Regions from separate parts of the Mus musculus genome. Here all the other regions are linked to region 1. A link is a loop called in an ENCODE intact Hi-C map of the cell type or tissue named here. Cell type or tissue: heart. All regions are shown on one strand.

Region 1 (8,000 bases):
CTGTTTTGCTCAAATTACTTTAGAAAATAGTGCTATAATATAGGTCCAAATATAAAATTGACATGTTAGCTAAGAATGTAACAGTTGCATTAATAATAAATAACATGCCAATCCATCCAATCCAGCTAACATTAATTCTAATAAATATTGAAAATGAAACATTTTGCACTAAAAATACATAAAAACACATCATAATACTAAGCTTATATACATAAGCTGAACTGGAAGAAATTCCAGATAGGGGCAAAAGTATTCCTATGAAACATTTGCTTGCTTCAAGGGATATATAATTTTCTGGCAAAGAGTTTGGGATTTTTACATCTAAAAACAGTAAAGTCTGAGCCAGTCTAAACTTTTCAAAAAATGTTATATTTATGCAAAGGTTATAGCTTTGCCACCAGGAAAGTAATTTAATTATATACTAGTATGAATCATGTATTTATGTATTATGATTTTTTTCTGATAATCAAAATCATAGCATATTAATATTTTCTAATTAAGGTAGTTTTACTGTATTCCAAACAATTTTCGATAATCTTTCCTTACAGGTTATACAAAACATTGTGGTTTTTCTCTCTGTGCTATGTATGGATCTCATGGGTTTATAGTACACTGGCAGAGTTTGTGCTGCTCTGCAATGAGAAGGAGTGAGTTCATGCATGTTGAGTATAGCCATGCAGACGCCTTTCTGACTCACCGTGCTTCCTCTGGTTTGAGTTTCCTGCATATACATTTATATTGTTTGCCCTCTACTACTTATTTAGACTATAAATCTTTCTTTCTTTTTAAAAGAAATGTGTGTGTGTGTGTGTGTGAGAGAGAGAGAGAGAGAGAGAGAGAGAGAGAGAGAGAGAGAGAGAGAGAGAGTATGAATACACTGTAGCTCTCTTCAGACACACCAGAAGAGGGCATCAGATCCCATTACAGATGGCAGTGAGCCATATGGTTGCTAGGGATTGAACTCAGGACCTCTGGAAGAGCAGCCAGTACTTTTAACAGCTGAGCCATCTCACTAGCTATTTCTTTTTGTGTCCTGTTTGGTAAATTCAAGGTGTTTCAAGATGTGGCTCTGCTCATCCAAACTTAGGGCTGTGATGCTCTGCCCAGCATCCCTCCAGCATCCCTTTACCTTGTGATGACAGTCTGCAGCCTCTGTTTTAGTTTGCCACTTCAAAGAAGAAACTTACTAAATGTTTATTTTCTCTGTTGCCTTTTATTGTTTTATTCACTTTTGCTCTGTCTTCATTTTTTCCTTCTTTCTACTTTGTATTTTACTTGGTCTTTTTTTTTTTCCACCTTGTCCAATGGTCCTAAAGGGATATTTTCATTTATATACATAACCATTTAACATGTTAATCTTTACTTCCATCTATGTTTTTCTTGTATGCATAGATCTTTATATGTTATGTCTTCCTTATCCTTTTTACTTTTAAATTTTTAAAAACTATTTTTGAATTAAAATAGAATTATTTTACTTGCCCCCCTCCACTTTTCCCCTACCTCTCCTTCACAGCTGCCCTCCTCCAAGCCCCTCCCATGTCCTCCACACTCTCAAGCTGGTAGCCTCTTTTTGCTTCCTATTGTTGTGTGTTTGTGTGCACAAACCTATAAAAACATAGCCCACTGAGTTGGATTTTGTTGTTTGTGTGTATCTGGGCTCAAGAATGGCCACTGCATTGAATGATCACTAAGGGGCTCTTCCTGGGGAGGGAGGGGTTAACTCTAGGTCTCCCTGAACTGAGTCTCCTGTAGCTCTTTGTCTAGGGTAGGGAGCTCCTCCTGCCTTCACACTAGCATGTCCACTAAGATTGCCATTGTTCTGGTCTTGCTCATCCCGCCAGTTATAGCAGAGGCTTCCTGGTATTCTGGCTCTTACAATTTTTCCACCCCATCCTCTGAGATGTTCCCTGAGCCACAGATGTGCGAGCTGTGATGTGGGAACTGTGGTGCAGATGTATCCCTGATTCTGGAGCTGTGGTGCAGATGTATCTGGGATGCAGGAGCTGTGGCACAGATGTATACCTTTGGGGCTGGGCTCACTATCATTGGTCGATCTCACTTCAAACATTTTCTAATTTCCATAGTGATCTCTTATGTTTCCTGGATTAATTGCATGTATTTTACAAACATAAATATTTCTGTCATTTTATATTTCTTTGCATCAAAAATACATCCTGTATTTCAATCCTTTGCATTTTTTTATGCGTACTTGTTCTGGCATACAATAATTATAGTAAATTGTCCTCTTTAGAATGAAGAAATGAAGTCTCTTGTGTAGTTACTGTGTAAAGCATTCTACATGTTAAGATGAGAACTTCATTCATGCCGTTGGCAATCATCTGTATCCTTTGTGATGTTTGATCTGTGAGCTAATAAGCCTTTGCAGCAATCATGAATTTTTGTTTTCAGTCGGTTTGTTGTTTGCTTTATGTATTTTCATCTACTTCTCCATGTTTGAGTTAGACTTATTTCTCCGAGGTGTGATCCACTTGGAAATATGCTGTTTGCATTTTTGCCGTTAGTGTTTTTTAACAAGGAAGCATGGCAAAGACATGTCCTCCTTACAAAGGATGGATAATAAAGATAATTTCCTTGTCTTGCCCCCGCTGTGTCTCCTCTCTCATTGCCTCAGCCCTCAGCTATTAGATGGGTGCCAATGAAGGCAGTCTCTCTGTGAACTACTGGCTGCGGTGCCAGCTGCTAGGATCCACTGGTGCATCAGGCCACACCCTCACAGCACGCTGAGGTTCCTGCCATATTGGGTCTCTCTTCTTTCTGTCTGTAATCAGATGACTTGGAACCTGCTGGCTCTGACTGGATTTTAGCACATGACTTTCATCTGTAAAAGATCCTGGAATCTTACACACTGGAGATGAGCTAGTCTTCCATTTTACAGCTGGAGTACTGCCTCATGTAAGAGGAAGGTGCTATACGCCACATTGCTTTCCAGCCCCCAGGTTTTTTGAGATAAAATGAGAATCCAGGTTATAACTAGATGCACCAGTTTCCCTCTAGGAGGTTTGTCTTTGTTTCTATCGCCTTAACAAGTAGGGAAGCACTTTTCTCGTGTGGTGGATATCTTGCTTATTTTAAAACTCTTTAATCCCGAGCCTAAGCTTAGTGTAAAACAAAGTTTGATTCATACCCAGTAGTAGCCTGAGAAACTTTCATAGAACTTGGGTGGTTAGCAGAGGAATGAGCAGAACCTCAACTCCACAGCTCGCTGCTGTGTGCAGATAGTTACCAAGTATGCCGAAGGAGTCACGTTCTGCTGAGCTATCAGTCAGGTACCAACGGCACCGAGGCTCAAATACCAAGTTACTGCTACCAGGATTTAGCAGCCAACCCTTGCCTCACTGACCAGAGGGGGGCGCCTAGGATCCCTGATAGCTGATGGCAGCCGGGCTGAGACTCAGCAGCTGCTGCCAGGCTAGACTCTGGCTGGGCTACACACCTCTGCCCTCCTTGCCTATCTCCTTGTCCCAGGCCTGGTGCTTGATCTGTGGGGCCACTTTTCCAGCTGAGTCACAACGACACAGCTGACATCACACTCACCTTCCTATGCCTCCAGCAACAACACCCCCACCCCTTCTCTAGCCTGGCAGCCTGGAAGGAAAGGAGTGCCAACGTATTTTCTAACATTTCGAGACCTCCATTCAGAGGCTTCTGGGGTGTTCTGGCACTCAAGAAAAGCCAAAGCAGGAACCCAGTTAGACCCTTCCAAAGGACTGCAGCAGCATCCAGCCCACCCTGGCCTGCACCAGAAAATCTGAGGGAACAAGAGGACTCTTTGTAATTCACACATTCCATCAAGATGGGCCCAAATCAGGTTCTGTCAACTCCCACACCACCCCGCTTTCCCCTGCTCCAAAACCAGAACCATTACATAGCTCAACAGACTTTTATTCAGATCGGAGGCTTTGTTAGCACCAAGGATTTGATCCAAGATTCTCTCTCTCTGTGGGAACTTGCATGGGCACCTCTTCCCCAAGCACCACAGCAAAAGCAGATGGCCGTCTTGGAGCGGGTCAGAAGTCCGGGACTCTGACAGGTTCAGAGTTCTATTTGCCAGGTTGAATTGCTTGTAATTAAAATGCTCCTCCTCCTTCTCCTCCTCCTCCTCCTCCTCCTCCTCCTCCTCTTCCTCCTCCTCTTCCTCCTCATCCTCCTTCTCCTCCTCTTCTTCCTCCTCCTCCTCCTCCTCTTCCTCCTCCTGCTCTGCTCTCCTGAACTTATCCTAGGAATGAGCAGCATTGATTCATGCATAGAAACAGATCTGGCCCAGAAGCGAACGCTACCACTAAACATCAGGGACATCCAGTAGAGATGTCAAGAAAGCTAGTGGGCCTGTGGTGAGCAATTAACCTTCCCCTTGGGCTCGATGTTTCCTACTTTTCAAGGCCATGGACCACAGTCAGGGTTCTGTGTGGTGAGTTGAAGCTGGCGTATGCATCCTCTTGTTTCTCGCCTTTTTGACTGTTCTCTCTCCATCCCCTTGCCTAAGCCATGCCTACAATCAACATTCTTCGTGTTTTGAGTCTTGTTAGTAACACTTCATGACATCAGTTAACATTTATCTGCTTTCTAGTGGGGGGTGGGAAATGCCTCATTAGTCTCGACACTTTAGTGGGTGAGGGCTCAGAGACACAAGCTGGCTTTGCTCCTTCCCGACTGCCTTGTGCTAATTGTCAGACTGCTCTCCAGTTGGAGAACTCACAAGGTGAGGCCTGGCCACGTGCATGCGCATCTTGAGGCAGTATGAATGGCTGGAGTCCCATCAGGAATCTTGTATTTCAAAGCCTTCCAAAAGAAGCAAGCAACAGAGCTTTTCCTATTTGGGGAGCTCCTCGTAAGAGCGATGGCATTCTCTCTGGTTGAGTATGAAATGATCTGCGAAGGGGGTCATGCTGGGACCATGGGCTGCACCCAAGCAAAGCCTGAGTCCTGTGCAGGGAGGGAGGCAGTCGCTTCCATGAGTCACTTTACAGAGTGCAAGCATAGTTCTGCTGGAAGAGCCACGCTCTGATCCTTAGATTTCCCTAGTTCCAGTTCCAGTTCTGAGTTCTGTCACCATCAGTGCCACAGCCAGTTCGTCACAGCAGGATGGAGTGACCATGTCTGGGCAAATCGTGGAAATAAGAGACAGAACACAGGTCCCCCGAACAACAGCTAAGGTTCCCCCGAACAACAGCTAAGGTTCCCCAAATGAAGATGAGATCCGGATTTCACACACCGCCCGACTGAGAGGAGCCAGGGTCTCTTGCCACCTCGGTGCCACCTGGGTGACACTGGCAGGCACTCTCAGACCCCTCCTGCTCACAGCCATTCGGTGTACGTCTTCCTGCACTTTCACACGTGTGCCTGCCTTCTTCGCACTCGGGGACAATGAGATTTAGTAACCCATTTTAATGAGGTAATTATATTTTAGCTCTATTATGTACAATTATGCCCGCCCTGAGTTGTTTCAGCCAGAACATGTGGGTGTTGACCTGTCAGTCGGTTTTGCTGCCCCACTGGGCCCAGTGTCTGGTCACACGCTCATGCTGATGCCACCCCTACTATGGCTCTGCAGGGGGTTGGTGCCAATACAAGGCAGGGGCACATGTAATTTCCTGTCCCGCCCAGAGGAACTCCTGATTGCTATGTGGTGGCCCACATCTTCCTCATCTGTTTTCTGAGCTAGCAAGATTACTTATCCAGAGCCCCAGCTAGTCCTCACGTTTGCAGGGGCTGGAAAAACAGGCCTGGCTAACCACCCGGGAGCATATAGTCTTTATTTCTTAGCTCTACGTGGTTTGCTAGCAGGGACTGGGGCTTACTGGGTGGGGATGCAAGCCCTAAACTGCCATAGAGTTGCCACCATCATGAAAACTCAACACAGTCACTCAATAAACACCTGAAGTATACTTTCTCAAGGGTAGCCCCTGGAACCACAGTGTCACGTCCTGGCTCAGAGTTCCGCTCAAATGTCCCGGCCTGGTCTGAAAGCTGCAGTCTTTGCTCTTAAACATCGTTCAAGTACTTGGTTCATCATATCTCTTCAGAAAACACGCATCCCTCTCCCACCTTCAGCCCTTTGGCCCCCAACTGAGGGGGCAAAGAATTTATGAACCATTCGATCTAGCACCTAGTCAAAGAACCACCCAGCCGATGAGGTCCTGTCTCCTGCCTGCTTCCAAGGCCTGCCTTTACTCTACACACTTTCCATTTTGGATTGCCAGTTGGGCCCTTGGTATCTTTGATGGCTTGTTCTCATACCAACTCCGCAAGGCAGACACAGGTCTTGGCAGGAACCAGGAGGGTTGGAAGGCTGGAAGGACAGCCCAGCAGCAGCAGCAGCAGCAGCGCAGAGATCAAAGCCACGTCTATGCATCTCATACTCTTTCTTTCCTCTCTATCCTCCATCCACCTCAATGCCAGGAGAGAGAAAAAGGGAACAAGCCTGATTCTAAAGCCATCAGAGAGGTGTCGTTAAGGGGGCAAGTCACTTGCTGCTTCCGGGGACTCTTGGACTAAGATAGAAACAGTATGTGCTTTCCAAATTAACTTCCTGGCAGTTTGGGGAGAGGACCTCAAATGATTTAAGTTTCCCTCACAGTGGGCTCATCAAACACAGGAAATTCAGGAAATTGTCTGTTCCTGAAGCTTCTGATACACAAAGGGAAATAAAATTTATTTTTTCATTTCCCCATTGAAGTTTGGTTCTGAAAACGTACCATCCTTACTGGCTTATATTTTGTTCCCTTGACTGTGGTGAATTCAATATTAATATGCGTGATAAAATCACTTATTTTTGAGGCAATGCTAGTCTCTGCACATCATTATGAAATTAATGTTATTGTATTGAGATAATTTCTAGGGAGGGGGTTGAAAACTCATTATTAGTGAGATATTCTGATGATGTAGCGCGAGGCAGTGACATCGAAACATTAGCCCTCAGACATGGGGGTAAACATGGTGTTCTCAGGACCCGAGAGATATGGATATTATAAATTTCTTGATATTACTGTTTGCCTTCTTACTTTATACCTCGTAGTGTCTCGATATCAATGGCACAGACTTAAACATTTCTCACACAAGGAAACATGAAAGCTGTCAGAAGTGTGTGCAGTCACATAAGTAGGTATCTGGTGTGGCCAGTGTGCAGGCTCAGAGCTACTCCCCAGTGTACAAGTCGGGGGTGTTGAATTGTAGAAGCAGCTCTGGGACACTGTTTCTTTTATTATTTTCAAGGTTAAGCGAGGGCATGCCAGTGATAGAATTCTCATCAACCAGCTTTAGGTTCCTGTCCTCAAAAAGACATCTTAGTCATGGCTTTCAAAGTTTTCCACATTCTCTATTGTTTCCAAAACTGCATGTAATTTTAAGGCTTTATGAAGCCTTCCCTTTGCTGGTGGAAAGATGTTTCTAAAAACTGCCAGGCCATTTGTTTCTGTTGTTCAAAACAGAATATCAGATACTCATTAAACTGTGGGGGATGGGGGAAGAGAGTTATATTTAGATTTGATATAATTTATATAATGCCCCAAAGATATGATCAGTGAGGCGATAATATGAAATTTCTTTTCACTTCTGTGTATTTTTATACAATGTGGCAGGTGTTCTTGTTTATAATTATCTAGTTTGGAGGAAGATTTTTAATATTTTTTTTAATATTGAGATAGTTTGTAAAAAGTTAAAATAGTGGCAATGCTCATATCCATACACCATTATGAAACTCATGTTTTTAATCTTGAGATAATTCCAAAGGAGGGAGGTTGGAAATTCATTATTAATGAGATATTCTGATGATACAAAGCTGTGGTTAGAGACATCGGAACATTGGCTCTCAAACATGGGGTGTAGGCATTTCTATGCTCTTGTGACCCAAGAGAGAAGTCTGACTTACCGAGAGACCATCTGTTGTGAGGGGTGTCCCATGCCTGACACCTGCCACTCCACATAGACTATCCTGTCAAAGGACGTCTGATCCAAATGGATTAAGACATAAACATTATTGA
Region 2 (8,000 bases), 67 kb after region 1:
GGCATATATCCAGAAGATGCCCCAACAGGTAAGAAGGACACATGCTCCACTATGTTCATAGCAGCCTTATTTATAATAGCCAGAAGCTGGAAAGAACCTAGATGCCCCTCAACAGAGGAATGGATACAGAAAATGTGGTACATCTACACAATGGAGTACTACTCAGCTATTAAAAAGAATGAATTTATGAAATTCCTAGCCAAATTGATGGACCTGGAGGGCATCATCCTGAGTGAGGTAACACATTCACAAAGAAACTCACACAATATGTATTCACTGATAAGTGGATATTAGCCCCAAACCTAGGATACCCAAGATATAAGATATAATTTGCTAAACACATGAAACTCAAGGAGAATGAAGACTGAAGTGTGGACACTATCCCCCTCCTTAGATTTGGGAACAAAACACCCATGGAAGGAGTTACAGAGACGGAGTTTGGAGCTGAGATGAAAGGATGGACCATGTAGAGACTGCCATAGCCAGGGATCCACCCCATAATCAGCATCCAAACGCTGACACCATTGCATACACTAGCAAGATTTTATTGAAAGGACGCAGATGTAGCTGTCTCTTGTGAGACTATGCCGGGGCCCAGCAAACACAGAAGTGGATGCTCACAGTCAGCTAATGGATGGATCATAGGGCTCCCAATGGAGGAGCTAGAGAAAGTAGCCAAGGAGCTAAAGGGATCTGCAACCCTATAGGTGGAACAACATTATGAGCTAACCAGTACCCCGGAGCTCTTGACTCTAGCTGCATATATATCAAAAGATGGCCTAGTCGGCCATCACTGGAAAGAGAGGCCCATTGGACTTGCAAACTTTATATGCCCCAGTACAGGGGAATACCAGGGCCAAAAAGGGGGAGTGGGTGGGCAGGGGAGTGGGGGTGGGTGGATATGGGGGACTTTTGATATAGCATTGGAAATGTAAATGAGTTAAATACCTAATAAAAAATGGAAAAAAAAAAAAAGAATGTCAGGATTTTGAGTCACTTTATCATAAAATTATTATAGTTTCACATATTTCTGAAAAAATTGTTCAGTAATATAAACAATGTGGTGGAAATGTTTAGTTACTTACTAACCAATACTTATCATTTCAGGACAAGGACCTAGTCTTAATGTTCTGGATCTCTTTTCTAAGCTGGATGGGCTCAAGACCGAGGCCCTTGTAGTGACGAGGTGAGTGAATGCCCAGGGCTGTGGTGACCTTGAGGTCTACCATGGGTTGTCTTTTCTACCTTTACTGTTCTGTTCAAACTGAGCAGAGTCTGACAAGACTGTCACAAACCATAGGACACATCACTGTTCTATTTGGTACCAAATGTGTCATCTGCATCTCATTTATTCTTCCTAAATCTTAGGGATCATTGAGGAAGACGGACCAGAAAGATCCTATGAGCCAGAGGTAGTGAATAACTACAGTGAAACAGTGTTTTCTGGACAATGCAGGGCAGCTGCAGATGTGAACCAAGAATGTGAACTCACAGTGGATGCGCCTGCATTCAGAAGACAGCACAAGATCAAGCCAGGTGAAAACCTAGCAATGTGAGCAGGGGTTCAGGAAGCCCCACCCAGAGTTGAGAATACTGGCAGCTGCTAACTGCTGGGGGAAGGAGAGACAGTTTTCTTCAATGATATGGCCCCTGAGAGGCTGCCCATGCTCCACTGGAGGATCTTACACCCACATACGTACTGGTAACATTAGATTGAAGTCAAAACTTCTGGTGTCTTTGGAGACTCAGTTGTGTCATGTGATGTTCTTCTGGAAGCTGTCTTAGGAGAGGATGTTTTGCTGAGGCAGACACATGAGAGGATGTTTTGCTGAGGCAGACACTTGAGAGGGCATGTGAGATTTGGAAAGCGTGGAAGTAGAACCTAACAGACAGTGAATGATGCTCTTGCATTGGTTTGCCTTGCAACATTTTGCTGGTCCTTGCTGATCTTTGCTCGTCGTGTCTTTGTAGAGAAAAATGCATCAGAGAATTTCTCATGGTATTCTGGCTGCTTCTTACCACTGCCATGGACTTGGGTGGATTTGGTGGAGCCTTGTGGTTTCTTCTGGATTGAGCCACTGCTGCTGATTCCTGCTTGGTGTTTTGGATTGGACTGCTGATATCCTAACAACAAAGATCAGAATTACCCTAAAGAACTACTTCTAAACAGGTCCACATCCCCAGTTTCCTATTAACTTTTCTTTCCCCCTACCTCTGGTAGGTGGGTTAAAAGGAAAGTTGATGTATTTAAGAACCCTTATTAAAGCAGGTTTTGAAAAATCTAAGCCTACACTAGATAGACCCAGAAAAAGCGACTTAGGGAGAAATGGAGTTATTTGGCTCACAGTTCCAGGTCATGGTTCATCATTGCAGAGAAGTCAAGAAGAAAGGACTTGAAACAGCTGCTAACATCACATTTACATCTAAGAGCAGAAATCAATATATATTATACACTAGTGATAAGATCTCTCTCTCTCTCTCTCTCTCTCTCTCTCTCTCTCTCTCTCTCTCTCTCTCTCTCTCTCTCTCTCTCTCTCTCCTATATAATCCAGGATTCACTGCCTAGAGAATGGTGACACAAGGGAGCCGGCCTTCCCTCTCATCAAACAATCCATAGGCATGCCCACAGGCCAGCCTATTCTAGATAATTCCTTATTGAGGCTTCTGCCCAGGTAATTCTAGAATCTTTCAAGTTGTCAGTTAAAAATGAAGACTCAAACCAGCTGAGCATGGGTAGCCTCACCTTCCTGCCTCCACACCTTTCCTCCCTTGAGAGATTAGCCTGTCAAGCTGCAGTCAGGTGTTTGGCCACAGCAATAAGAGGAGTAGCTAATGTGTTTATAATTTGTATAGTTCCTAAAAGGAGTGCATGAGAATTTATGAGAAAATGTATAGATATAATAGAAGATCGATCTAGTATTGTAAGTGTTAATTGTAAAGTTAAAGAAATCACATATACTACACTTTAAATATCAGCAAAATCTTATTGTTGAGAAAGCTTTTGTAAGATATACAAAATTAGATAGTACTTCATAGTTTCCCATGTTCACTAGACTATAGCATAATTTTGCTTCCGCAATATAGGAGGAGTCTAGTGGATAGTGCTTGTGTTGCATGCTGCTTTTTATCTGGACATGGTATAATTATATCTTGGGTTATCCCTAGTAGCAATGGCAACCAGAGCAGTACCATGGAAGCTGGGTCTATGGTAATGGTGACAGAACTATTGTCTCCTTAGAGAGGGGAGAAAGAAAGAGTTAGAAGACCCTCGCTTGAGAGCCCTCCCCCAGATGCAAGTGATCTTGAGAGATGCTGGAGTATATGGGAATTAAAAGGTTAACTGAAGTCTGGACTCTATGAGATCACCATCCATGGTGGAGAGGGGGTTGGTGAGGCTGCAGCTTGTTGGGGGTCACTCATACTCTTCTAAGTAACCCCTCCCCCGTGCTCTGTAACAACCCCAAGAAGCACATCAGTCTCACCTTTGACCTGTCATGGTTGTGGATGTCCATCTAGAGTGATTACACATTTGGTTTCCCCAGGAGAAGTTACCATAACCCTGCTCTTTTAGGAGTAACATGGAAGTCACTGAACCTGCCCAGTGGTCTTCCAGTCTTTGAAGTTTAAGGAAGGTTGCAGGTACAACCCCCATAGTGACTTGTTCTTTCATTCTAGACACCACCATGGAGACATCCATTGCTGTTGTTAAAGTCAGAGCTCCTGATACGCACACAGCCCTGCCTTAGCTGAGACCCTAGGGGTTTACACTTCTAACCAGCACTTGCTGCTCAATGCCATCTTGTCTCTCAGCCCCAGAGTCTTGAAACTGCACTAGCACTTGGTCAAACCATTCTTTCTTTGCACTCAATGTCAGAGCATAGATGCCCAGCCACTCTCTGTTCCATGTGCATTGCTGTCTTCTCCCAAAGCTTGGTGCCATTCACTCAGAGGCTTAAAGTACACAGTAACTGCCAACTCTCCCAAAGGCAGCAACTTCAAAACTCAGACTTTAAAAGACCTTTTGTGCTTTCTATAAGGAAATAAAGAGAGAGAGGTATGCCATTTCCAAGGGTACCTCCAACAACCATACCTGCAGTCACAACACAGAATAGCAGTTTTTATGTAAGTATCCAAGCAGTGAAGGAAGAGGGCTATTAAGCACCAGCTCCAAGTGGCCCCAAGCTCCACCACTGCTCTTGGAATAGTTCTAACCCGTCTAACCATGGCCTAAATCAGCTCTTATAAAATGGCCTTTGTGCTTTGCAGGCTGTGTGTGGGGTTAGGTTGTTTTTGTTTTGATTTGTTTGTTTATTTGATGTTTTTAATTATTTGCTTTCTAAATGAAATTTTAGAATTCTTCTTTTTGGGGGGTTGGGTGGGGCTTTACTTGTTGTTCTAGACTTTTCCTTTTCTCTTCTATTAGTGTCAAACCCAAGGGTGTATGCTCAGTTGGCAAAGTTGGCCAGGAGATATTACTGACCCCTAGTGGCTACAGCCCAAAGGGTTCATGGGGAAAGCTCTGAAAGAGTTCTTGAAGGGGTGAGTGTTTGTATACTTGGAGGAGGAGGGAGTCCAGAATGGCTAGAATAATAAATAGCCCATATATAGAAAGCGACTAAGAACTGAAGGAAGATTGAAACCCAAAAAACCCAGAGATAAAAGCCAATGATAAGTCTCAGTGGGTGAGACCCAAATTAAATTTAGAGAACTCACGTAGTGGAAGAAGAGAACCAAGGACTTAGAGACTAGCCCAGCCTGGAAGTGGAATTTTAAATATAACAGCTAAGTGGTGACAACTGGGATTCAAATGTGCCAAGATCCTCAGGCAGAGCTGGCTCAGAGCACTGGGGCTGAGAAGACTTCAATCCAGGCAGTGTGCATCATTGACAAACATCAACTACGCTGGCCTGTTTCTGCCAGTCTTCACATGGGGTGGTGTTCTCACATTAAAATAGAATATAGTGTGGATGTTGGCTATTCCATCACAGTAACTATAGCATAAGACAGCATGTAGACCTCTCTTAACAGATAATGTGAAGAAATCCAATATTATGAAGTCTATCTATGAATAAGACTATTCATATACAGATGAAAAATATGTTTTCGGTTATTTTTTCTTTACTATAATGATACATCTTTCATGTATATAATGATCTATACTGACACCTACAATCTACAGAAAGGAGGCATGAGGAAATGTAGAAGATGAAGAATTTTCATCGTAAAACATGAAATTGTATACTTTAAAAATTAAAGGATGTAGCCAAAACTTATTTATGACAATTAAAAGTCAAAGAGAGAGAGAGTGAGAGGGGGGAGGGAGGGAGGGAGGGAGGGAGGGAGGGAGGAAGGAAGGAAGGAAGGAAGGAAGGAAGGAAGGAAGGAAGGAAGGAAGGAAATCCACAGAAAATGTTAGGGTAACGTGGTTCTGTGCTTTTCCAGTCTTTATAGTCTGGAACATGAAGCACTACAAAAAGCATATGATAGTAGAGGCATCGGGTCACAAACTCAAGAGCCGGTGGCCAGGCTCAGTGCTCCATGTGAACTGATAGGAACAGCCAGTTCACTCATGAAGGCACATTTTGACTAAGCTATTATTCCTAAGTTAAAGCGCAGTGTCAGGTTAGGAAGAGCGAGAATGCATGGAAGGTCCCTGCCCTGTGGAGTTCCAGACACTAAAGGAGACAGTTGTTAGGCATGTTGCTTCCACAAGGGTTGGCAAGGGCCATGATGGATAATTCACAAGAGCCCTACACAGGCCCTGGAAAGGCTATAGGGATGGCAATCTCTGTCACACTAGGAAGAAAGGCTTTGTTAGTCTATAGGTCTGTCTCATTCAAAAGTATAAAACAAGCCAAACAAACACAAACATCCTTGATATCTGTACCCAAGGTAGGTACTGTAAACCTCGGATTTTATTCACCTGACTGGGCTTCAAGTAATTTTTGGATCTTTTAAAAGGACAAAGGTTTGCCATCACTGAGAATATGTGAAGTATTTTTAAAACCCGAAAGTGCTCTTGGAGCAAAGCGGCACCATTACGATAAATGTCAAACACCCCGAAGGGACCAAGATGAAGGGGGTGATACTCCCAGAGAGGAATCTGAGAGATGGAAATGCGTTCTCCTCTGAAGCAGCATCCCTTTTATGGAAGAGCCAGTGTGCAGAGCTGGTTAGCCAGGATTTAGGGCTTTCTGGTACTAGCGCCTTTGTTTAAACACGGAACAATAATGATTCTTCTTAAATGGCCCGCTTAGGCATGGGAACTTGGATCAGATTTGGACTTGGATTTGGGTCTCAGCCCAGCTTCAGAGCGTAATATCAGGATGGTCATTTAATCACTCTCAGCCACCCTTCTATTCCTAATCACTTTATTGTGAAGGTTCCCAAACCAAAGGAAAAGCTTTCACAATAAACATCCACAACTCTGTCACAGAGAGTTGATGGACGCTTTTTAGTTTCCCTATCCCATATTGTGGACCTGTGCATGTCTCCACAGTAACATCCATTCTGAGTCCATCTTAGTTTCTAAAAGATATCAATGTAAACTCCCCCCTCCAAGTATCAGCATACAAATAAGTAACTAGAGTTGAATAATTGCGTGTAGTTTTCTTCTTTTGATGAAAAAAAGAAGAAGAAGAAGAAGAAGAAGAAGAAGGAGGAGGAGGAGGAGGAGGAGGAGGAGGAGGAGGAGGAGGAGGAGGAGGAGGAGGAGGAGGAGAAGAAGAAGAAGAAGAAGAAGAAGAAGAAGAAGAAGAAGAAGAAGAAGAAGAAGAAGAAGAAGAAGAAGAAGAAGAAGAAGAAAAAGAAGCCATATCTGAAAACTCTGGTGGCTATGTAATTGAAAGGACCCTTGGAGGTAGCATAGATAATGTGGGCTCATTCGTAGTTGGTTATTTCATTTTATGTATTGGCCATTGCACAAGAGTTTTAGGATATTATAGTGAGCAAGAAATAATGAACAATGTGCGAAAGAGATGATTATAAATGAAAGCCAATAAAGTACTGAAGGGGGCTTGACAGAGAGGGCAGGCTGCTCGGAGACCATGTACACAAGGGAATTCAGTTGAAGACATGGAAAGTGAGTGAGTGCTGAGATTATGACAGGACCCTGATCCAAAGGAAAGGACGTTTATATGGCGCCATCCTTGAAGAAACTCGGCGAGACTGGAGAGCAGCCTGTGGAAAGGGAGATTTGTGAGTATCAAGGCGTGATGGTGTCATCCTCCTGAGGCAGAAGAGAAGATTCAGGAGGCCCTGTGGCTTCCAGAGACAGTGCGAGGAGGAAGGGAAGTCAGCCCAGCCAAAGACCTGGACATGTGAAGCTGAACCAAGATGAGGCTCAGTCTCTAGCACCGAGGAACTAAATTATGTTAATTTCCATGTGATGGACCACCCTCAGATAGAAGTTAATATCAACATTTGCAGATAAAGCTACATAAAGATAGTGTGTGCCTTCGTAGACAATTCATTGTTCTTATTTTCATTTAACAGAGTTTTGTTGAAAGCCTGGTGCAAAATAATTTTCCTCAGACTAAAGGAGGAATGACACACCCTGGGGACTGCCATCCTAGTCTACAGCTGGGCGGGGCCAGCCCTTGATTTACTCTTCTTAGCAACCAGTTCCAGGAACCTCTTAGTTTTGAACAATGACTAATGATCATAAAAAGCAGTTAATATTTATGAGTGTTTACTGTGCGCCAGCAAAGTCTTGAAGTCTTTACTTGATTGCTTCATTCAGTAGGACACATAACAACTTTACTTTTGTCCTGATTTACAGATGAGAGGACAGACACAATGAGTTTGTGGCTGATTCAAGCCATACCACAAGAGGAGGAGTCAGAGCTCCAGAGTAGCTGGTACTTACAACCATTGTCCCAACCACTATGCTATGTATTAAGTGACCAATTCATACACAGCTGTGGCCCGTGGAGAGGTGACATGCACCTGACAGTGTTAAAGTCCGTATCACCCTAGAATAGATAATGCCAACATGACCT
Region 3 (8,000 bases), 210 kb after region 1:
CATGCTTCTTAGTGGCACCCAGGCTCTCTGCATGATGGCGCTTGGCAGGGGTGATCTTGGGCATGTTCTACGTAATCCTCCCCCTCCCCACCCTCCACCTCCCACCATGCTGTGCCAGGTTGGTGGACATCTCAAGCTAGATCCATGACCAGGTCCTAGGATACTAATCTCATGTTCACTCCTGCCCGGGGCCCATGGACCCAGTCTGGCCGCTGGACTGGTAGAGACCTCACAAATTTCAAAGAGAAACTATAAATGTAGATCTTTATATAAAAAATTCCTAGTTTTTGAAACAGAGTCTAGTGTAACACACAATCTAACCTTGGACAACCAGGCAACACAAGAACTCAGAAAATGAGAGGGAGTCCTATAGTCAAAATACTCAAAGAAAAACCTAATTTTAAATACTTTTACTTATCATTCCTGAAAATATTCTGGTGCCTGTTGGAACACATGTCCCAATTTTTAATTTAGAAAATACAGCTTTGATACTTCCAATTTAATTGCCACTTTAGACTGCCTTAGATATTAATAGTAGTCCCCAAAGTCCTAGACTCAAAGAAGAAACAGGCTTTCTCACATTAAAGGGAGAGAAGCGGGCTGAGCTTCATGGTATTTATTTTAAAGAACCAAGAATGTTATAAACTGCCTCGGTATTTTCTAAATCTCAATGCATTTTTTCTTTGCTTTCGCTTGCTCACGTCTCTCAATCTGTAAGTGTTTGGCTGGATTATTAGGAAATTAAATATACTTGAGTCATTCTCAGAGATCTGGTTCATGATGAGGGCACGCATCCTTAGGGAATTGCTACTCCCTTCTAAAAGTTCTGATCCAAGAGCAGGGAAAGCTGACAGGCAACTTCCCAACCTACTACCCAACAGCCTGTTATCCAAGGACCCACTACCGAACAGCCCACTACGCAGAAGGCAGCAGCACTAACTTCCCTAAGACAGGCAGCATATTGCTCCACCTGGGACAGAGCGTGTTGTGGTGTTGGAGCGAGCCCAGCAGACCACATAGGGAGTAACAAGCAGAAGAAGTTAACCTGAAGAAACCTTTAATTCCCTCGTGGCCTTTCACCCCAACTAGGAAGCCCAGGGCATTTAAGGTTGGCCACATTTCTCTGAGAAGCCAAAAATAATATCTGATGAAGCAAAGTCTTTGAACAGGAAATGGGCAGGGCCTCAGTTCCAGAGCTGGAGCGGCTCACGGGATCATAATGCCACTGCCTTTCCTGGTGTCAAACGCGTTCACGGCCCGGTGGTTGTAGATGCCCATTGTGGAATACAGGAAACAACAACAACAACAAAACACTACATCCTGCACTCATCCAAGTCAGGTAATTACACTGACTGCAAACCATGCAGGCACAGAGCACCAGAAATCTTTCAGGGGGTCCTTTGTGCATGCCCTGCCTCTTCCAGAACGAGGCTAATTTGCTCCTGTTTCAGCCAGCTCCAGCCAAGAAAGCAGATGAAGGACAGAAAGGAGAGTGAATTGTCAGCGTTATTGAAAAGACTCATGGTTAGTCACACTCTCTCACAGTCCCACACCACTCATTAGCAGACCTGAGAACTGGCGTGCCTCCCACAGCTGAGCTCAGGACCTGGCAGGCCCCCCGGGGACCCACGAAGCCCTGTCTTCTCCTACACCCTGCAATGAGAAAGGCCAGTTTGGGCAAGCCTGAGTACAATTGAGTACCTGGATGCTAGGTGAATTTGTTTTATGTTCTGTGTTGCTTAAAATATAATTATTCAGGTGTTCAGCTGGGGTGAGAATCAAGGTGTCATATCCGTGTTAGGATGACACAGTTACCTGCCTAGAACGGCCATTTTTCTCCCCATCTTTCCCACGGAGGACCCAAGAAATGGCTAACTTGTCTGCCTTGCCTCCTCCAGTCAAAGCCGTTCTTCCTGGTGCTGGAAGCATTTGTCTTGCTTGTCCAGCACCAGTAATCATAACTTCAACTACAGGGATAGCCCCCGAAGAATCCAAGCATCAAGGACACACCCAGGAGACTGACAAACTCTGGGAAAGCCAAGGGACTTACTGCAGAGTGTAAAGCAAAGACGCTAACTCCTGTTCTCTGTTTGGCTTTCATTCCAGATGTTGGAGCTATGGCCTCGTATGAAGATCCCATTTCTAGTTAGGACAGCAACCCATCCCTGATATTATTGAAAATAAACAATGCTCTCGAGTCATAACTCTATAAAGTTAGAACAAGACTAAGCAAAGAGATCTGGCTTCTTTTAGGATGGCCTGTACTCTCCGAAGAGAGATTGCTGAATCTCAAACAAAGTACACGAGGCCAGGATATTGTAAATGAATGCAATGAGGTGTTAATCACAGGGGGTCATGGGTAACAGTGAGCCATGATGGTTTTGATGAAAAGAGACGCATAGGCAATTGCATGCTTAGTTCTGTGGTCTCTCCTGTCAAAAGTCATTGCAACAGTGGTTGTCAAATCCATGTAACATGGCAAACAGTATATGCAAGCTTACTTTGACTATATTATAGTGCCTGAAAACAATGACTCTGGCCCTGAAAGAAATCCATCGTGATGATGGGGGCAGATGTGATAAGGCCTTGGAAATGTCGACTAAAAACCTGATATAAATGTGAAAGACATACGTCAATGGACATTCAACTTATGCCAAGCCTAACAGTTGCCCCGTAGACAAGTCCCAGCACCAGTCTGCCTCCCAGGGAAGGAGAGGCAGGCCTGAGTGAATGTGAGCTAGTTATACAAGGTGGCTTGAGGTACCATCTCTCCCCTGGTTAGCTTCAGCTGTCAACTCAGCACAATCCAGAGTTCTTTGAGGGGGGTCTCAGCTGGGGAATTGCCTTGATCAGATTTTCCTGTCAGTATGTCTATGCAATATCTTCTTGATTGCTAGTTGATGTAAGAAGACCCTGCCCCATTGTGGGCAGCAGCATCTCTAAGCAGATTAGGCTCCGCTGTATAATAAAGGTAGCTGAATGCGAGCCTTGGAGCAAGCTAGTGCACACTGCTCCTTCATGGTTTCTGCCCCCCTTCCTGCTTGAGCTCCTGCTCTGATTTTCTTCAAGAGTGGATTGCATCCTGGAAGTCCAAGATGAAATGAAATAAACCCTTTCTTCCTCAACTTGCTTTTGATCATGTTGCTTATCACTGCAACAGAAAGCAAACCTGGACACCCTCCCATCATCTGAGTCCTCCAACTCCCCCACCCCCACCATTGTCTGTGCTCCTGAGTATAGAGGCAAAGATTAATTAAAGTAACAGTTCACTTGACCCCTGGAGGAATTTATGAGTTGCTATGGTTCCCTAGTGTCTCCTTCTCCAAGGATGCTAGCCAGCTTTTTGTGACATGATGCTCATCTTCAGCCTGACTATTATATGTATCATAAACACACCAACCAGCTTCTAAAGGTGTCTCAGATGCACACAAATGGGTTTAACAAGAAAGTGTCCGTCAGCTTCAATACTTTCATTACAGTCAGCCGTAGCTGTCATGTGCAGATTTACCTGGGCTTTGACAGTATCTATGGAAAACACATCTGTAATTGAACAAATATGAACTTTTTTCTTTCCTTTTTTCATCATACAATATACACATACATGACAGCTAATATTCCCATAGTATTTACATTTGATTGTGCACTCTAAGTAATACAAACATTATTTAAAGTCTAGGGAGAGTGTGTGTAGGTTATATGCAACTACTGTGCCATTTTATATAAGTAATTTAAGACCCACCTTAGAATTTGATGTTGGAGCAGGATCCTGGAACACATCTCTCAGGACCCAATGGACAGCTTGGCTTTCAGAACAAAATGATATTGTTTTCATACTTTTCTTACATACCATCTAAAGTGCCACAAGTGTACTGACAACACTGAAACGCACCCCTATGAGGAAATAGTTTTCTCATTTCACAGAGACTCAGAGATTGACCATCATCACACCATTAGGATATGCCAGAGTTGGGACACGAGCCTACCGTCTTACGGCTTAATTATTATGCTATTTAAGACAGGAGGGCATGATTTCCTGTGGACACAGGCTCTGGTGCACCCAATGGACTTCTGAGAGTTTGGGAGGATGACTCTCTGGTGACATAAGGACCTGCCTATAACAGGACAAATAATTTGAGAAAATAAGGCCTTGGGAGGCATGGCTTAGTGAGCAGCCAGCTTGGCTTGACTTCTACAGACAGTGACTCAGCAGGCCACTGGGCCTCTCTAGCTTCATGGTCACTGACTTTATCATGACATACTGGAGTTCATGTCTCCTGGGGTTGAGAACAGAGCTGAGCACTGGCTGGCTAACAGAATCATTGAACATCCCTGAACGGAGGTCCCTCACAGTTAAAGGACATAAACGTAAACAGAAGATTTACCGTTAGCCCATTTGTCACGGAGACTTGATAACCACGGGAAGAAATCCCTCTTAAGGTTTTCTTGAAAACGGTTGCTTTTCCTCACTTGGCAGTGGCTGTCGTCTCTGCTTAGTCTTCGTCTCCCCAGTATTTGGTAAATAATTCATATTTTTTTTTATCAAGTCGCTGTGGCACCTCGCTGTGTCATACATACTTCAGCTCTGAACCTTCCAGCTGCTATCCCTACCTTCTCTTCAAGCTTCTGTAGGGGAGGTGCCAGCGTGCAGTTGTGGCCAGAGCTTCTAGCACTGCACACTGAGTAGCTGAGCCTTGGCTTGCCTGTCCCAATCATTGTCATCTGCACTGACACCCCTCCTCACAGCTTGGACATGTGTCGACAAGGCTCTGGCTGTGAGCCTGCTTTCCTCATAGAGGTCCAGTGCCTGCAATAACTGGATTTTTCTCTTGTGGTGGAGAGTAATTGGGTTAAACTCAGCAACATTTGATTCTGACTTACAAATGGCCTGATCTAGTTTGGGCCTCTGTGAACTCCAGGCGGGAATGAGCAGACAGTTAGACAGATGTCCTCTGGCTGTCCTGTGGCAATTTCAGTGCACACTCAGGAGACATCACATGGAAATTTCTGGAGGGAGGCAGGGTTTGTGGGCTTAGGATGTAAGGCGAGCGTCTGGGAGGCTCAAAAGAGGAGGAAGCAATGCTTGATCATATCACAGTTCGAACTTATGGCCGTGCAAACGTTTTCATAGGAATAGATGGAAACACAGACATTCAGTGACACCTGCAAATGCAGACTTAGGAGGTACTGTGTGGGAGGGCATGTCAGGTAATATCGGCGAGCAGAAAAAAAGAGGTTTGCTCTGGTGTGCCACCGCCGCCCGGCTAGTACCTCTGTTTTATAATCCCACAAGGTCAGCACGGAAACAGAAAGATGTTCCAGTGCTAAGAGCATCTGGAAATTCAACCCTGCTGAAGATTGCTTCCTCCTCTGACCAGCAAGACCTATGTGCCTCCACTCTGGAGGACTCCTTGTGAGTTGCTGGCTGGAGAGCCAGTGAGATGTCCAATTGTGAGGAACGCTTTAACTAGTCACCCACAGTCTGCCAGACGTAAAAAACTATCTTGACATTTTTAAGATCATACTCGACAGTCAGGCACCAGAGGTTGGTAGGGTAAAGTGATTGTCCTGTCAACAAGCTTGGATTAGGTGTGTCTGTCCACGTGGTAACAGAGCAGGAGAGGGTCGTGGGTGGACACCCCTCGCATTCTCTTCAGGAGCTTCAGCTTGCAAATGAGCAAGTGCATCTCAGGGTTGTGTGTGAGAGAGAGAGGAAGTCTTCAACACCCAATAGCTTCTAAATTATGAGTTAAAACAAATTAATGACTCCCAGATGAGGAAAGTTTCCATTGAGACATACGAGTCATCAACCTAGGAAGAGGTCCCAGTGCCCTCAGCGCATGCCAAACTGGTTCCCAGCTCAATAATCCTTTAGAGTCAACTGTCTCTTGCAGGGAGAGGCCGTCCCAGGAGGTGGCATGAATCATGAGTCGGATTGACACAGGAGAGACCAAGTCTTGGCTGAACCATGAGGAACCAGCCAAGGTCTGATTCGAACCTAAATGAGGATGAGGAAGGAACAGAGAAGCAGACCAAAGGTGCCCTCATCTAAGTGTCTACCTGTGGTTGCACATCACCACGGAGCCTCTGGGTGCACCCAGTCATACCCTTCCAAGAGGCGTTCCTTCATGTGACCCTGCTCACTCTCCACCTTGTGTGTGCTGTCACACTAAATGAAGGGAAGCAGGATCCAGTGCCACCTCAAGTAGCTCTGAGGGTCAGTGACCCGGGCAGGAATCCTCCCAAACAAGTTCATACCGCATTATGATGCCTCTAGAGCTGGCCGAAGACTTGAGCTGAGGAGAGGAGCTGTGTGCTCCTCAGACCCTCTCATTCTGTACACACTCCCCACAGAGGTGTATTCACAGCTGTGGAAGCCTCAGTTACCCCCCCACACACACACACACACGACAAATGCCCAATTCCAGGTCCTTGAGTCAACAGTGTCTCCTAAGCCTGCTATGTGACAGGCCCCAACCAAGCCAACTGAAAAGTAGACACAGGAAGGTCAGTAAAATACGGTGTTGGCTGGCAACACTCAGGGATGGCTTGGGGGTCTAGGGCTACTGCTTTTTTTTTTTCACACAAACTTGTAGTAAATAAAAACAGTAATAATGGCTTTTTAAAAATCTGCTATTTGTTGAGAATTTAGCAAATTACTTCATTCCATCTGCTCAGTATAAAATACTTTTTGGGCCTCAGAACATGCATCACAATCTACTTCAGACTGAGTGAATTATTTTAGCTCTTCATCTCCATCGTGATGTTATTAAGGGTGGGGTGGTATTTAAAAGATGATTAAGGGACCCATACACACAACTGGGGTCAGGAACCTTTTGAAAGAGTTTGGGAGGACCAGTGTCTCCTTGGCTTGTCGTTCCCTTCTTTTATCAAGTGAGGACATGACGTTTTTCCCATCTGGTGGGCACAGGAAGAAAGGTTCCATCCTGGAAGCAGAGACTGAACCCTCACCAGACACACCTGCAAACTCCTTGATCACAAACTTCTCAGCCTATAGAATCGTGAGAAGCAAATTGCTGTTTGTAAATCTACCAGTTCCGACTGGTTATGACATCTTCTTCATGTGGACCAAGCCCAGCTCAGGCATACCTCCTCAGAACACAGCCCTACCACAGCTTAATCTACAGAGAGGGACAGAGCAACTCACACCTCAGGAATATTGTGTTATGGATCATTTTAGCAATGAGACTAAGATCGTAGTGCTTTGTCATTCAATTTTCATATACATGATAAGAAAAATACAGAGGTCTTTGATCCACTTAGATTTGAGCTTTAGTCATTAGATATGCACTCACTGATAAGTGGATATTAGCCCAGAAACATAGAACACCGAAGATAGTTTGCAAAACACAAGAAAATCAAGGAGAAGGAAGACCAATGGGTGGATACTTCATTCCTCCTTAGAATAGGGAACAAAATACCCATGAAAGGAGTTACAGAGACAAAGTTTGGAGCTAAGACGAAAGGATGGACTATCCAGAGACTAACCCACCCAGGGATCCATCCCATAATCAGGCACCAAACCCAGACACTATTGCATATGCCAGAAAGATTTTGCTGAAGGGAGCCTGTTATAGCTGTCTCGTATGAGGCTATGCCAGTGCCTGGCAAATACAGAAATGGATGCTCACAGTTATTTATAAGATGGAACACAGGGCCCCCAATGTAGAAGCTAGAGAAAGCACCCAAGGAGTTGAAGGGGTCTGCAACCCTATAGGTGGAACAACAATATGAACTAACCAGTACCCCCAGAGCTTGATGTCTAGCTGCATATGTAGCAGAAGATGGCCTAGTCGGCCATCACTGGGAAGAGAGGCCCCTTGGTCTTGCAAACTCTATATGCCCCAGTACAGGGGAATGCCAGGGCCAAGAAGTGGGAGTGGGTGGGTAGGGGAGCAGGGAAGGGGGGAGGGTATAGGGAACTTTCAGGATAGCATTTGAAATGTATATAAAGAAAATACCTAATTAAAAAAAAAGAAAAT

The links. A loop is a pair of places that touch in the nucleus more often than their neighbours do. Peaks named below come from ENCODE experiments on the same cell type or tissue, not always from the same donor. Only the 100,000 strongest peaks of a DNase experiment are listed, where the experiment ranks them.
Region 2: a loop joins it to region 1, with 2.7 times the contacts of the local background. A loop is called at or near these places in 5 of 42 quality-filtered maps.
Region 3: it touches region 1 in a loop (2.3-fold over the local background); 6 of 42 quality-filtered maps call a loop at or near these places.

Annotation. Positions count from the first base shown.
Region 1 is chr3:52,970,746-52,978,745 of GRCm38, reverse strand. No RefSeq gene overlaps it. Among named protein-coding and RNA genes, the nearest start is that of Gm30402, 17 kb to the right of the region's middle. In heart, a CTCF peak has its summit at 3,364 (motif pointing right); a DNase peak (open chromatin) is centred at 3,415; H3K27ac peaks cover 855 bases.
Region 2 is chr3:52,903,847-52,911,846 of GRCm38, reverse strand. Gm20750 (predicted gene, 20750) reads left to right here. Exons shown (of 5, transcript NR_040555.1): 3 at 1,108-1,186; 4 at 1,369-1,536; 5 at 1,972-5,091. Among named protein-coding and RNA genes, the nearest start is that of Gm20750, 20 kb to the left of the region's middle. In heart, a CTCF peak has its summit at 4,497 (motif pointing left); no DNase peak of the experiment used is centred here.
Region 3 is chr3:52,760,581-52,768,580 of GRCm38, reverse strand. All of the region lies in intron 1 of Gm2447 (predicted gene 2447), which reads right to left. Among named protein-coding and RNA genes, the nearest start is that of Gm2447, 25 kb to the right of the region's middle. In heart, no CTCF peak of the experiment used is centred here; DNase peaks (open chromatin) are centred at 1,170, 1,580, 4,210 and 4,750.